Linked DNA regions of Homo sapiens: region 2 is linked to region 1. Evidence: chromatin loops called from intact Hi-C (ENCODE). Cell type or tissue: Calu3. All regions are shown on one strand.

Evidence for each region. A loop is a pair of places that touch in the nucleus more often than their neighbours do. Peaks named below come from ENCODE experiments on the same cell type or tissue, not always from the same donor. Only the 100,000 strongest peaks of a DNase experiment are listed, where the experiment ranks them.
Region 2: a loop joins it to region 1, with 3 times the contacts of the local background. A loop is called at or near these places in 2 of 110 quality-filtered maps.

Annotation. Positions count from the first base shown.
Region 1 is chr10:85,798,795-85,806,794 of GRCh38, reverse strand. The region is part of intron 8 of GRID1 (glutamate ionotropic receptor delta type subunit 1); the gene reads left to right. Among named protein-coding and RNA genes, the nearest start is that of GRID1-AS2, 160 kb to the right of the region's middle. In Calu3, no CTCF peak of the experiment used is centred here; no DNase peak of the experiment used is centred here.
Region 2 is chr10:85,544,645-85,552,644 of GRCh38, reverse strand. The region is part of intron 4 of LOC105378404 (a long non-coding RNA gene); the gene reads left to right. Among named protein-coding and RNA genes, the nearest start is that of GRID1-AS1, 29 kb to the left of the region's middle. In Calu3, no CTCF peak of the experiment used is centred here; a DNase peak (open chromatin) is centred at 4,404.

The DNA.
Region 1 (8,000 bases):
GAATTGAATGCCCCCTTCATTGTAGGCAAGTTTTTGATTTCTGTCACTATAAATATTATCTATTCTAGAACATACAAATAAAGTACACAGTCATCTTTTATATCAATTTTCTTTTAATTAGCCTAATGTTTTTGAGTTTTCCACGTTGTTTTGTTTATTCCTTTTTATTGAATTGTTCCTTTTTATTTGAGTGGCATTTCATTATATGAATATTATCACAATTTTATGAAAATTTGTTTTTTTTTCCAAACTTGGGTTATCATAAATCCAGCTTCTGAGAACATTCACATGCAATTATTTGTGTGGATGGGGACGTATGCTTTAATTTGTCTTAATTAAATATCTAGGGTTATGATAAATGTCTAGCCATAGTCTAAGAACACAGTCTAAGAAATTGCTGAACTGTTTTCCAAATTGGCTATATCCTTTTGTATTCTCACCAGAAATATATGGAATTTCCAGTTGCTCCACTTTCTTACCAACACTTGGCATGACTGTGTTAATTTTTGTCATTCTGGTGGGCATATAGTGGTATTTGTGTTTTCAAATTCTTCTATAAAGACTAATAATATTGAGCATCATTTCATGTGCTTGTTGGTAACTCTTAATGTGTTCTTTTGTGAAGTGTCTATTCAAATCTTTTGCCCATTTAAAACATTGGATTGCTTGTCTTCTTTGATTGAGTTATATAATTTCTTCAATATTCTGGATACCATTCATTAATTAGGTGTATGTATTGTGAATATTTTCTCCCAGACCATAGCTTGCTTGTCTTTTCCTTAATGGACTTTTTTTTTTTTAAAGCATGATAGTTATGGGGTCCAATTTATCAATCTTTCTTTTATGGCTTTTTGTTTCCTATTAAAAAAACTTTGTCCATCCCAAAGTCACAAATATTTTTCCCTATGTTTTTGTCTAAAATTTTATAGTTTTATGTTTTACTTTTCTGGCTATGATTGATTTTGAATTATTGTTTTGTATGTGTTGTGAGGGAGGTATCAAGGTATTTATTTACCTATTTATTTATCATATGATATCTAATTATTGAAAAGGCATTTCTTGCCCTAATTTATTACTTTGGGATCTTTGTTGAAAATGCATTCAGCATGTATATGTGGATCTTTTTCCAGACTCTCTAGTCTGTTTAGTTTTTAAAATACACTTATCTTTAAGCTAATACCACACCTTCTTCATTACTGAAGCTTTATAGTCACATGATGTAAATTCTTCACTTTTACTGCCTTGGTAAACATTATTTTGTCTATTCTTAGTCCTTTAAATTTTTAGAATCACATAATTTCTTAGAGTCAAATTGTCTGAAAACATCTGGGATTTTTTGGGGGGGATTGTTAAATCTTTTGACCAATTTAGGGTTTATTGGACATCTTAACAATATTGAGTCTTTCACTCATGAACATGCCAAATCTTTTCATTTATTTAGGTTTTATTTTATTTTTCTCATCAATAGTTTTTTAGTACACAGCCCTTGCATATATCTTATTAAATTTAGTATTATGTAGTTTATGTTTTGTACACTGTTTCAAAAGTTGTTTTAAATTTCATTTTTCAGTGGCTAACTAATGGTGTGTAGACAGATACCAGGTTTTTGTATCCTGTGAACTTGTTAAATATGTATTAGATCTAGAATTTTATTTCTATATTTTATTATTATATTCCTATATATTATGTATAGTATGTTCCTATATTCTAGTATATTTTTCTTATCTTCTTTGCATTTTTTAGATATATGACCAAAAGGGCAGTCAACTTCTTCCTTCCTTTTCTCCCTTCTCTCTCCTCCCATCCTCTTTTTTCCTTCATTTTCTTTTCTTTTCATTCTGTGGTTTTTTCTTTTGTACCTTTACTATAATGTTGGAAAGATGTGGTAAGAGCTGACATCCTTGTCCCCAAACTTAATTAGAAAGTATTCAGGTTTTATTATTAAGCATGTTGTGAAATGAAGGTTTTTTTGAACATGGGCTTTATCCAGTTTTTTTGTTGCTGAGGCATTTACCATAATTCAGCTTTGAATGTAATACAATTTTTACTGTGATTGTTATGGTAATTTGTTGCCTTATTCTGTTAATGAGGAGTGAATTATATTGACTGATTTTTTTTGAAAGGTAAAACAACCTTGCAATTCTATGACAAATACGTACATAGTCATAATGCTATATCTTTTTTATATATAAGTGAATTAGATTTATTATGATGAAGGGTATTAATCTATGATTTTTTTCTTGTAATGTCTTTGATTTTGAATGAGTATAACATTGGTCATATAAAATGAGTTAGGAAGTACCCTTTCCCCTGTTCTGTCTGAAGTTGTTTGTGTGAAATTGGTATTGTTTGTTCCCATATGGTTGTGTAAAGCCATGTAGACCTGTATTTTCTTTGTATGAGGCTTTTGAATTATGAATTCAATATCTTTAATTGTTACAGGTCTATTTAGAATTCTTAGTTCTTCTAATGTCAGTTTTGGTCATTTGGATCTCAAAACTTTTTTTTTCACTTTATTTTTTCAAATTCATTGGCATATTATTTATAGCAGTCTTTTATTATCATTTTCATGTTCGTAGAATCAGTAGTGATACCCTGTCTTTTACTCCCTAGATGGGTAATTTATGCTTTTTTTTCATTTTTTTCTTCCTTAACTAGTCTAAATAGGGTTTTATCAATTTTTATTGTTACTGTCAAGAATGAATTTTTGTCTTTATATATTTTCTGTTTTTTTTCAATTTCATTGATATCCCCTATTTAGTGTTCCATTAATTCTATTTATTTTGTGCTTACTTTGTTCTTCTTAGCTCCTTAATTGAAAGCTTGGGTTAGTGACTGTATACCTTTCTCTTTTAAAAAAATATAAATATTCAGAACTATAACTTTTTAAATAAATACTGCTTTGACTGTGTCCCATAAACTTTGCTATTTGAGTGTGCATTATTTTTTAGCTCAAAATATAACAAAAAGTATAAATGTGTGAGGTGATGGATACCCCATTGACTCTGATGTGATTATTATGTATTGATGCTTGTATCAAAACATCTGATGTAACCCACAAATATATACACTTACCATGTACCCACAAAAATTAAAATCTAAAAATATATTTTCTAATTTTCATTACAGTTTTTTGACCAATTGGTTATTTTCACATATGTTGCTTAAATTTCTTTATTTAGAGCTTTTTTTTTGAAAATGCTTTTGTTATTAATTTATTAATTAATTTTGTTTTGGTCACAGAATATTTTCTGCTTGATTTTAGTTGTTTTAAAGTTATTGAGACTTGTCTGATAGAAAAACAATAGTTAATCTAGGTGAGTAGTTCATTTGCACTGAAGTTGTTGGATGTGGTGTTCCATAAATGTCAGTTAGGTTAAGTTTGTATGTGGGGTTTTTAAAAATAAATTAATCGTATTTTTAGTGGGTACATAATAGGTGTATATATTTATAGGATACATGAGATGTTTTGATACAGGCATGCACTGTGAAATAATTACATCATGGGGAATGTATCCATCCTCTCAAACATTTATCTTTTGTGTTACAAATCAATCCAATTATACTCTTTTAGTTATTTTTAAATATACAGTTAAGTTATTATTGTCTATAGTCACACTGTTTTGCTATCAAATAATAGCTCTTACTCATTCTTTTAACTATATGTTTTGTACCCATTAACCATCCCCACCTTCCACTTACCCTCCAACTACCCTTCCCAGCCTCTGGTAACCACCCTTCTGGCAACCAACCTCTTGTCCAGTGTTGGAAAACAATTTTTATTGTATATTTATTCCTGTTTTTATTTATGGTGGAAGTGCTAGTACCAATTACTCTCTGTCTCCATGAGTTCAATTGTTTTGATTTTTAGATCCTGCAAATAAGCAATTTGATTTGAATGTTCCTTGGTGTGTGTGTGTGTGTGTGTGTGTGTGTGTGTGTGTGTGTGTGTGTGTTTATTCTGCTTGGATGCTTGGAGTTCTGGTGAGATTGCAGGACTCTCTTCATCTGTCTCTCTTCTCTCAACGGTCACAGTTCTGCCCTGCCTCTTGTCCAGTGTTTGAAAACAGTTTTTTTTTGTATATTTATTTCTGCTTTTAAGTTATTTATTGGTGGAAGTGCTAGTACCAGTTCCTCTGTTATGACCAGGATTAGGAGTTCTTCCTATTAAAATTTAATTTTTTTTCCTTTTAAAGATAAGATCTGAATCTATGTGGAGATAAATTTTGTGCATAATATGAGTTGGCATACAATTTCATTTTTAAAAGGTTACGAATAAGCATTTTACCACAGTTCTATTTATCCAGTAGTCCTTTGCCTAATGATTTATCATGCCTCCTGTTTTCTATAGGCAAATTTTCATATTCATATATATGTGGGTCTGCTTCTGGGTTCTCTATTTTATTGTGATGGTCAGTTGATCTATCACTGTACCAATACTGAACTATCTTAATTTCTATGGCTTAATAATAAATCATATAAATCATATTATCTGTTAAGTTGGGTTCTCTCTCCCAGTTCTTCTTCAGAAATGTCTTAGCTATTCTTGGCTCTTTATTCCCTCCAAGTTCCTTGTGAAATGTTGCTTTTTTGATTAGCATTTCTTTGGCTGTATAGAACAATTTCAGCGACAGTTGATATCCTTACCATATTATGTCTTGTTTTCCTTGATCATGGGTTAACAGTTCATTTTAAAATTCTTTAATGACTTTCAGTAATTTTTATAACTTCCTCTTACAGATGTTGCACATTTTTGTTAGATTTATTTGCTATTGTAAATGCTGTCCTTTAAAGATGTTTTCTCTAATTGTTTGGTGTATAGAAAAACAAGTAACATTTATAGAGAGATTTTATATTTGTTTATCTAAATTCATCTCTTATAGCTAATAGTTTTTCTCAAGATTATTTTTGTTTGTTTTATATATAAACACGTAATCTGAAAATAATATCTCTTAATTTCACATATCTAATTCTTAGGTTTTTTTCCCTATAATTGTATATTCTAGAACATGTAGTATAATGTTGAATAGATTTGTTAATATTGAACATCATTTTATGTTCTGATTTTAAAGCAGTTGCTTTACATTTTCCCACTTATGGTTATGTTTATTAAATGTACTTTGTAGATCCCTTTTATCAAAATAAAGCACTTTCTTTCCATTCCTAATATAATTTTATCATAAATAAGATATTAAATATTATGGAAAGTTTTCTTTGTCTCTGTGAGGTGATGACATGGGTTTTCTCTATTAATTTGTTTAACAAAATTCATAAATTCTGTTGTATTTAGTTATTTAGAATTTGTTTTAAAGATTTTTAACACTTTTATTTAGACATTTTACATTTATATTGACAAATAAAATGAATAGTCCTGTAAAATTTTCTTCTTGAATAATTTTTATTTCTTTTCAGATCAAAATTATAGTGGATTTATAAGACGAGTTACAGTATGCTCCTTTTGCTTATATTTCTAAAAAGAACATGCATCTTGTAAATTTAGTAAAAATTGCCTATGAAAATGTTAAGAACTTCTTTGTGGGAAAACCTTTAATTCTTTTAATTTTTTTCAAAAGCTAACAGAATTTTCATGTTTTATTTCTTATTGAATTATTTTACATTAACTTTAACAAACAAATTTTCTAACTTCTAAAAGTTATTAGCATAAAGGAATTAATAATATTCTCTCATATTTTAGTTTTTACTCTGTTGTTAATTATGTCACTTTTTAAATCATAATATTGTTTGTTTGTTGTCACTCTTTATTTCTCTCTCTCTCCAAATCAATAATCCCAGAGGTTTGCCTATTTTATTATTCTTTTTAAATAATTGACTTTTATGTATATTGGAGTCTTTCTATTTTAACGAAACAGCTCAAACTCTGTAGCCAGATTCTGGCTCCAGCAATTACTAGCTGTGTGGTTCTGTGTTAATTACTTAAACTCTCTGTGCTTCCGTTTCTATCTCTGTAAAGTGGGAATTATATCCACCTCATAGGTTGTTATGATGATTAGAAGAGTTAATAACTGCAAAGCACTCGTGCTGCCTGACACATAGAAAGTAATATATAAAGATTTATTAAGTAAATAAATAATTGTGTTAATTTCTGTCCTTATCTCCTTCCTTGTATATTTTTGAAATTAATGTTACTCTCTTTATAGATTCTTAGGTTTTGCTTCTCTTCTAATATAAGAATTGGAAGTTAAATATTTTCCTCGAATTACCACTTTTGCTATATTCTATAAATTTAGCTATGTGGTCATCGTTTTGGGGTTTTGTTGTTGTTATAGTTCTAGATGGTTTTGAACTATCCATTATGGATTTTTCTATGATCTTGGAGTTATTTACAAGTACTTTAAAATTTTTCTCTATGTAACAATATCTTATGTTTTTGTTTCTATCTTGTAACCTTTGGTTAAGAACATAGTTTGTTCTTGTTTAGTATGTAATCCAGTTTCGGGACTGTATTATAAATGCCTGAGAATGATGTGTGTTTTTATATTGTCTGATACGCAACTATATGCTCATTAAATTGTGTTGTTCACATCTTCTATAATTTTGGCCATTGGTTTGCTTGACCAATGAGGAAGTTCCTTAGAAATTACTCACTTAATAGAGTTTTAGAGTTTTTTTTTTTGTAATTCTATATGTGTATATCTTGTGACTAATTTATTAGGCACATACTTGTTTAGACATGCATGAATTAGATATGTGTTTTTGATTCATTAAATGCTTTCAACATTCTGTAGTGATTTTCTATATTCCCTATACTTTTTAATTTTGTCTTTTAATTGACACATAATAATTGTGCATGTTTATAGGGTACAGTGTGATGTTTTGATACATATATACATTGTATAATAATCAAATCAGCATAATTAGCATATTAATTACCTCAAACATTTGTCATTTCTTTGTGATGAGAACATTCAAACTTCCCTCTTCTAGCTATTTTGAAATATACAACACACTATCTTTAACTGTAGTCACCCTACTATGCAACTGAGCACCAGAAGTCATTACTCCTCTTTAACTAATTTTATACCCAATAAACAACCTCTGCCCTTCTCCACCTCCCCACTACTCTCCCAACTTTGGTAACCACTATTCTACTCTCTACTCCTATGAGATTGGCTTTTTTAAGATTCCACGAGTGAGACCATGTGACATTTTTCCTGTGCTTGGCTTATTTGGGTTAACGTAATGTCCTCTAGGTTCATCCATTTTGTTGAAAATGACAAGATTTAAGTCTTTTTTATCGCTAAGTAATATTATGTTGTGTTGTATGTATAACACATTTTAAAAATCTATTCATCCATTGGTAGGCACTTAGGTTGATTCTATATCTTAGTTATTGTGAGTAGTGTTGTAATAAGCATAGATAAACATAGGAGTGCAGATATTCCTTCAACATAATCATTTTTCATATATAGAAGAAAACAGTTCTAAACTTTGTATGGAGCTACAAAAGATCCCAGATAGCAAAAGCAATCTTAAACAAAAAGAACAAAGCTGGAGGCATTACACTTTCTGACTTCAAAGTATACCCCAAAGCAATAGTAACCAAACAGGTTGGTACCAATGTAGACATGGACATGTAGACCAATTAAACAAAAGAGAGAGCCCAGAAATAAATACACACATTTACAGCCAACTGGTTTTCATAAAGGTGCCAAGAGCAGACATTAGAAAAAGTAGTCTTCTCAATAATGATGCTGGAAAACCTGAATATCTACATGCAGAAGAATGAAAATAGACCCTTATCTCTTATAAAAATCAACTCAAAATAGATTAAATACTAAAATGTTAGACCCCCAAACTATGAAACTACCAGAAAAAAATATGGGAGAAACACTTCATGACATTGGTCTAGGCAATAACTTTTTATGTAAGACCTCAAAAAAAAGACAACAAATACAAAAATAGACTAATGAGATTAAATCAAACTAAAAAGCTGCACAGCAAAGGAAACAATCAACAGTGAAGAGACAACCTGCAGAATA
Region 2 (8,000 bases), 250 kb after region 1:
GTGTATGTCAAATTGTTCTATCATCATTTGTTGAAAAGGATACTTGTATTCATTGAATTGCTTTTGTAGCTTTGTGAAATATAAATTGGCCACACTTGTGTGGGTTAATTTCTGGACACTACTCTGTTGCATTGATCTACATGTTTGATCCTTACCAATAGTACATAGTTTTGATTACTTGATTACTTGATTTATAGTAATTATTAAAATTGGACAGTATGATTTCTCAGAATGAATTTATATTTCTTTTGCAAAATTACTCTAGTTATTCAAATTTCTTTGCCTTTCCTCATAAATTTTAGAATCAGCTTGTCTATACAAAATATTCTGCTGAAATTTTGGTTAGTACTGAATTCATTTACAGATCAAATTGGGAAGAATTAATATCTTTCCTATATTAAATCTTGTAATGCCTGAATATGGTAGGTCTCTTCATTTATTTAGGTCTTCTTTAATTTCTTTCAACAGTACTTTATAGTTTTCAACATACAGATTCTCCATTTGATTTTCTTCCAGATTTATGCCAAAGTGTTTCCATTGTTATTGGAGTTATTATAAATGGTATTGTTTTTGTTTTAATTTCTGGTTTTAATTGTACATTGTTAGTATATAAAAAATGGTTAATTTTTCAGTATTGACTTACTTTTTGCAACCTTGTCAACTTTGTTATTTTAGACATTTTTTACTTGTATGCATTTATGGGGTACAAGTGTAATTTTGTTACATGGATAGATTAGTGGTGAAGTCGGGGCTTTTAGTGTATCCATCACCTGAATAACATATATTGTACCCATTAAGTTATTTCTTATTGTCCATGTCCTCCTAGTTCCTCACTTTTCTAAGTCTCAATTTTCTATCATTCCACACCCTGTGCCCATGTGTACGCATTATTTAGCTCCCAGTTAGAAGTGAGAACATGTGGTATTTGTCTTTCTGTTACTGACTTGTTTTACTTAATGGCCTCCAGTTCTATTCATATTGCTGCAAAAAGATATAATTTCATTCTTTTTATGGATGAATAGTATTCCATTGTATATACATACAACAGTTTCTTTATCCAATCATCCTTTAATGGATACTTAAGTTGATTCCATATCTTTGCTATTGTGAATAGTGCTAGAATAAACATAGGTGCAGATACCTTTTTGATATAATGATTGCTTTTCCTTTGGGTAGATACCTAATGATGAGATGGCTGGATCAAATGGTAGTTCTATTTTTTGTTCTTTGAGGAGTCTCCATACTGTTTGCTAAAGTGGCTGTACTAAATTACATTCCCACCAACAGTGTATAAGCACTCCCTTTCTCTGCATGCTCTCCAACATCTGTTATTTGTTTTTGATCTTTGTTCTTTGGGATTTTCTATACAGACAAGCATGTCCCCGTGAATAAAGACAGTTTTATTTATTCATGTCTAATTTATTTCTAAAAAATAATTTCTGTTTCTTGCCTATTGCATTGGCTAAAAGTTCCAGTACTATGTTGAATAGGGATAGTGAGAAAGGATTCCTTGTTTTTCCTAATCTGAAGAAGAAAACATTCACACTTTCATTATTAAGTATGATAGTAGCTGTAGATTTTGTTTGTAGATACCTTTTATCAAATTGAGGAAGTTCCTTTCGGTTCCTGGTTTGCAAAGAATTTTTATCATAAATGAATGCTCAATTTTGTCAAATTATTTTTCTTCATCAATTGATCTGATAATGTATTTTTTCTTCTTCGAACTCTAAATGTGATGGATCACATTGATTGCTATTCGAACATTGAACCAAGTCATATTTTACTGGGATGAATTCCATTTGATCATGGTGGATTATCATTGTCATTATGATGATTTTTATGTAGCTTCATTAAATTTAATAATATTTTGTTGACAATTCTTGCATCTTTTAATGCAAGATATTGGTCTGTAGTTTTCATTTTTTTCTACTGTCCTGCTTTAGTTTTGGTACAGAGTGATGCAGGCTTCATGAAATTATGTAGACAAAATTTTTATTCTATTATTTGAAAGACATTTTCGACACCTGATGTTATTTTTTAAAATATTTGATATAACTACACTGGGAAATCATCAGAGATTGGAATTTCTTTTTCAGGAGACTCTTGAGCTACAAATTCGAATTATTTAATATATGTAAGAAGATTTGTCTATTTCATCTTGTCTGAATTTGTAGTTTACAGTTTTTGAGGAATTGTATCATTTCAGATAAATTATTGAAGAGAGTGCATAGAGTTGAGCTGGCTATTCACTCTCTATTCTTCTTACATGTATGTCATTTTTAGTGAGAGCACCTCTTTCATTTTTACTGTTGGTAATTTATATATTTTCTCTTTTTTTAACAATCTTGATATTTATCCATTTCATTTATTATTTCAAAGAACCAGCTTTTACTTTCATTGATACTTAATATTTGTTGTCTGAATTAAACAAAAAATTTTTTACTCTTATCTTTTATCTTTACTCTTATCTTTACTCTTTTCTTCTTTAAACTTGCTTTGAATTTATTTTGCTCTGTTTCTTATTTTTTAAGTTAGAAGCATAGAATATTGATTTAAGAACTTTCTTCTTTCCTAATTAATAAATGCATTTATTGCTGTGAATTTCAGTCTAATCACTTCCTTAACTGTACACAACATCTTTGATCTATTTGTGCTTTTATTTTCTTTAAGTTCTATTTTTTTTCTAATTTATCTTGGAACTTTCTCTTTGACTCACAGATTATTTTAAAGTGGGGTAGGTAATATGCAGATGTTTGCTGATTTTTCAGTCATCTTTCTATTATTGATGTCTAGTTTAATTCCATGAAAGTCTGAGAACATTGTAGAGTTTAATTATTTTAAACTTCATAAAGTTTTTTAAATGATTCAGGTTATGGAGTATCCTGGTAAATGTACCATGTGGACTTAAAAAGAATGGGTATTCTGCTGTCATTGAGTGTAGTGTTCTGTAAACATCAATTATATGCAATTGGTTGATAGTTTTATTCAATTCTTCAATGTCCTTGCTGACTATCTGCCTTCTAGTTCTCTATATTACTAAGTGATATATTGAAATCTCCTAATATAATCACAAATGTTTGTATTTGTCCTTTAATTTCTGTCAGTTTTGCATATTTAAGCTCTGTTGTTAAATACACATGCATGTAGGATTGTTATTGTTATTTCATATGCAAGGACTCCCTGTAATTTTCTCTGCTCTGAACTATCCTTTTCTCATATTAGTATAGCCAATCAGGCTTTTGTGGGTTAATGTTTGCATGGGACATAATTGTCTATCCTTTTTCTTTTCATTTACCTATTTTGTTATCTTTGAAGTGAGTTTATTGTAGACAGCGTATAGTTGAGTAATTTTTAAAAATCCATTCTGAAAATTTCTCTTAATTGCTGTGTTTAAGATTATTATTAACAGATTTGTATTTAACTCTACTATTTCATTGTCTGCTTTCTGTCACTTCTATTTGTCATTTGTTTCTCCTTTTTTGTTTTCATTGAGTGACATTTAAGTTTCTTTTATTCTGTTTTAATTGATCTATTATGGTTTTTACTTCATCTGTTTATTACTGGCTGCTCTTATAATTAAAATATATACACTTTCTTTTTTTGTAAACTTCTAAGAATTTTAGTACATTATATAGAAAACTTAACATCACATAGGTCCCCTTACCTTCCTTCCTTTACGTTATAGTTTTCATATTACAACAACTTACATTAAAAACGTTATCAGATGAATGTTATAATTTTTGCTTCAAACATGTAATAAATTTTAAAAACTAGAGAAGAGGAAAATAGCCTATTATATTTATGAAGATTCTCCTTTATTTCTAAAATTCCAATGACATGCATTTTAATCTTTTATTATTGTCACACAGATCTCTGGGGCTCTCTTCATTTTTTCCCTCTCTGTTTTTGCTAATAGGCCCATCCAGTGAGTTTTACATTTTGGTTACTATACTTCTCAGTTCTAAAATTTCTATTTGATTCTTCTTTTTATATGTTATTTATTTGTTGACCTTCCGTTTTTCCATTTTTTTCAAGAGTGTTTACTATTGCTTCTCAGGCCCTTCGAATAATAGATGCTCTGCAGTCTTTATCAGGTAATTCCAACATCTGTGTCATCTTGACATTTGTGACTGTTAATTGTCTTTTCTCATGCAAACTGAAAGTTTCTTGTGGTTTTTTTTTTTCCCATGGCAAGTAATTTTGGCTTAATTCCTGGATATTTTGAATATTATGTTTTGTACTCTGGTTCTTATCTAAATTCTATGGCAAATGTTGATATGGTTCTCTTAGTGGCAAGGCAACCTGAATAAGTTCAGACTACAAGTTTCAACTTGCCTTCTGTGGGCTGTGAATTCAATCTCAGTTCACTGCTCAGTGCCTCACAGTGCTATTCAGATTTTGCCCACATGTGTGCCACCCTGTGGTGGATTTGAGACTTGGTCAATGATCTCGTTATTAGTTCTGTCCTCTAAATCTTTATATGCTCAGTAGAATCAGATCCACGCATGTGCAGACTGAAAGTGAACCCAGGATTTCTTAAACTACTTTATGGGGGATGTCTTCTTGGTGTCCTCCCTTTTCACAGTCTCTCAGGTAAAGTATATCCAGTGGCTTTTTACAGACTCCAAAGGGTCCCTAGCACTCCTCTTTTTGGTCCTCCAGAGAAAGTGTTGTGACTTTATTTTTTCTGCCCTGCCATGCACTTCCATGACTACATTTTGTCTGGGGTCAAGTGGAAGGATGATATATGAGGAAAAAGGCAATGGTAGCTCTCTCTACACTCCTGGGTTCCCAACCCCACTGAATAGCGAGGCTTCTGCCACTACTGCTGTGATATTACTTGGAGGATAAACAACAGCAACACAACATTGACAACAGAGGATTTCCACATTCCTTTTGAGATTTCAGAGTTCCTTTCTCACCTCCTGGAGCCAGAATGGGAGAGTTTTTCCTGGAGGCCTCTCTGTTTGTGCCAATGACCACCTCTTGGTTTCAGTTTGAATTGCATTCAGCCTAGAGGATAACATAGGGAAAAAATGCATAAACTCACCACCATGTGGTGATGCTTTGAATTCTGGTCTTCTTTCCAACCCATTTGCTACTATTTGCTTTTCATTGTCCTAAAATATCTCCTCCATATATTCTCTCCTGATTGTGTAGTCACAGCAATGGGAAAGACAACAAAAACATAGTTACTCCAAAGGACACAGAACTGGAATATATCCATTAGGGTTTTTTTTTTTTTTTTTTTTTGCATTTTTTTCAAATTTTTATTTTGAACTAATTTAAGACTCACAGAAGTTGCAAAAATAATACTGGAGGTTCCTGTGTGTACTTTCCCTAGCTTTCCCCAATGACAACATCTTATATACAAGAGTAACATTTTCAAAACCAGAAAATCGGTAGTGTTACAACACTATTAATTAAACCATAGGAATTATTTGACTTTTATCAGCTTTTGTTGGTGGTGGTGATGTTGATGATGATATGCAGTACTGTGGAATTTCACATGTATAAATTTCTGTTGACACCACCACAATCAAGATATAGAACTCTTCCAGCACTACAAAAAAACTCCCTCATGCTGCTATATCTGTATAATCACACTCTTCCTCTGATTCTAACCCCTGGTAACCATTGATCTGTTCTCCATTATTGTAACTTTTTCATTTCAAGGTTGCTCTATAAATGGAATTATACAGTATAGCCATTAGTTTTTAACAGAATCCGATCTTTGGCACCTTGTGTTTTATTGCTATTAAACATTCAGACATCAGCAATATTCCTTCAATGGGACAAGGACTGTAAAACACTGTACCTCAAGTCCCTCTGACCAGTACAGGAGCTGAAAAAAGAGTTATTGTAGTATAGGATATATTTATTGACTAGGTTCTGTTAAAGGATCACATACCTCATTATTGTTCATTTCTGAGAGCCCAACTGCTGGCCTGTTGGAGTCAGAGAAAAACTAGCTTTCACTGGACTCATGGCTTCAGGTCACAAACTATGACGAGGAGACCACGCTTGTCTCCTCTCTTCCCCTGTCCCCCTGTGCCACCTCCATGAGTGTGAGGTCAGGAGAACAGTGTGCTGGCAGACCACAGTGGAGCTGTTCAGAAAAAGGCACATTTAAACACACCTATTATCTCCATGCCTTTGTCAACAAAATATTTCAATTTCTGATGAATCTCTCTGTGTTCCTAGATTCATTTTAGGTCCAGCAAAACATATTGTTTCTTTGTTTGCTTTTCTATTTGCTCATGGTTATTACTTCCCCCTGAATGGTTCATTATAGCAGCAGTCATAGAATGATCATCTTGGAGTATATTATTATTTATTATGTATCGAGTGCCATAAAGGCTCATAAAGCTTTCCAGGTGCCTATAAGGATACCAGCCATTGGCTGCAGAGCACACAGCTGCGCTTAGGCACTTACTAGAGAGATGCAGCAGGAGATCTGAAGATGAAGCAGGCAGTTCCGGGGAGCAATTGATTCCTTCCAGCTTCCCCCTAGCAGAGGACGTGGTTGCAGAGCTCAGGAAGCTCCATGCTGTAAGGACACAGAAGAGGAAGTGAACAGAGAATGCACTCTTAATGTGGGTTTCATAGGCGAAGGTGGTGGTGCCTATAATAGTAGGAGAGGGAGCAAGACTCCTTTAGTTATAAAAATACAACTCTGATTCTCATATATTCTGAATGAGATTCTGTAGTCTCATTCAGAGAGGATAGGGAATGAAAGCAGGAAGGCAAAGATCACTTACATTTATTATCTATGTGCCAGCACTGATTTGGGCATTGGAATAGAGAGGACTGGAACCCATGGTGTGTTACAAAAAACAGACAAAAGATGAATAAATAAATATATAATGTAATGTTTCAGAAGGAGACTGAAGTTGGGTAAGGAGATCAAGCATAAAAGATGGTTATTTTTGATAAACCAGGGAAGCATGTTCTGAGACATGTCCTTTGAGCAGAGACCTTAATGAACTGAGGGAATGAACCATGTAAATATCTGGAGAAGGGCTTTGAGTAAGAAGGAACAGCACATGCAAAGGCCCTGGTTATGCTTACTCTTGGCAAGTGAAGTGGCAGTGATCCATTAGTGGGACTGAAGCCCAGGAGACAAAGCGGGGGTGGGGGGTGGGTGCTAAAGATGAGGTTGGAACATCAGCCATGGGCAGACCATGTAGACTGTGGGGAAAAGGGTGAATTTGTTCTCTGGGTGATAGCAAGTCATTGAAGGGTTGAAATGGGGAAACTGCATTAATCTGTTCATGATTTTAAAAGTTTACATTAGGTGTTGTGCTAATGTGTGGAGAATAAACAGGGATAGGTGAGCATAAGAATGAGTCTGTGTGTCCATGACGAGCACTTGCCAGGCTGACATACCCATTACATTTTATTCCTATGAAATTCTACCAATGCAGTAGATAGGTAACAATAATCTCCATGTGACGGAATAGTCTGTGACTCAGCAACTGCTGTAGTTTACTCTTGCAATAAACAGGAAGCAGGCACTTGAACCCAGGGGTGGTTCAGTTCTGATCTCTCCTTTTATCCCAGAAACAGCTTGGCTGCGGATACCTTGCTTTTGAGAGCCAGGAAGGGTCATTGCCCCTGCATTCTTGTCTCTATCCATTCTGTTTCCTCCTTGGGCAATGGAGACCAGATGTGTTTGTCTCACCCTCATGATTAAAGTTTAGATCCCATATATCCCTCCACATTTCCATTTGCCAGTGCCCTCCCAGGTGGCATCAGAAAACACACTGCCGTGATCAAGTGAGTATGACCCTTGGTGAACACTCTCCTCCCCATCTGGGATTGCCACTTCCCTTGTTTAAAACACCAGACACAGGCAGAGATTCTCTTCTTAACTCTCCAGTACTATCTTCCCAAGAAGTGCGATTTCCCTAGGTTTGCTCACCATTAGAGCCCAAATTCTGAAATTAGCTGGTATTGTCTGTCAGCAAAATGGTAACTAATATGAAATCCATTAGAAA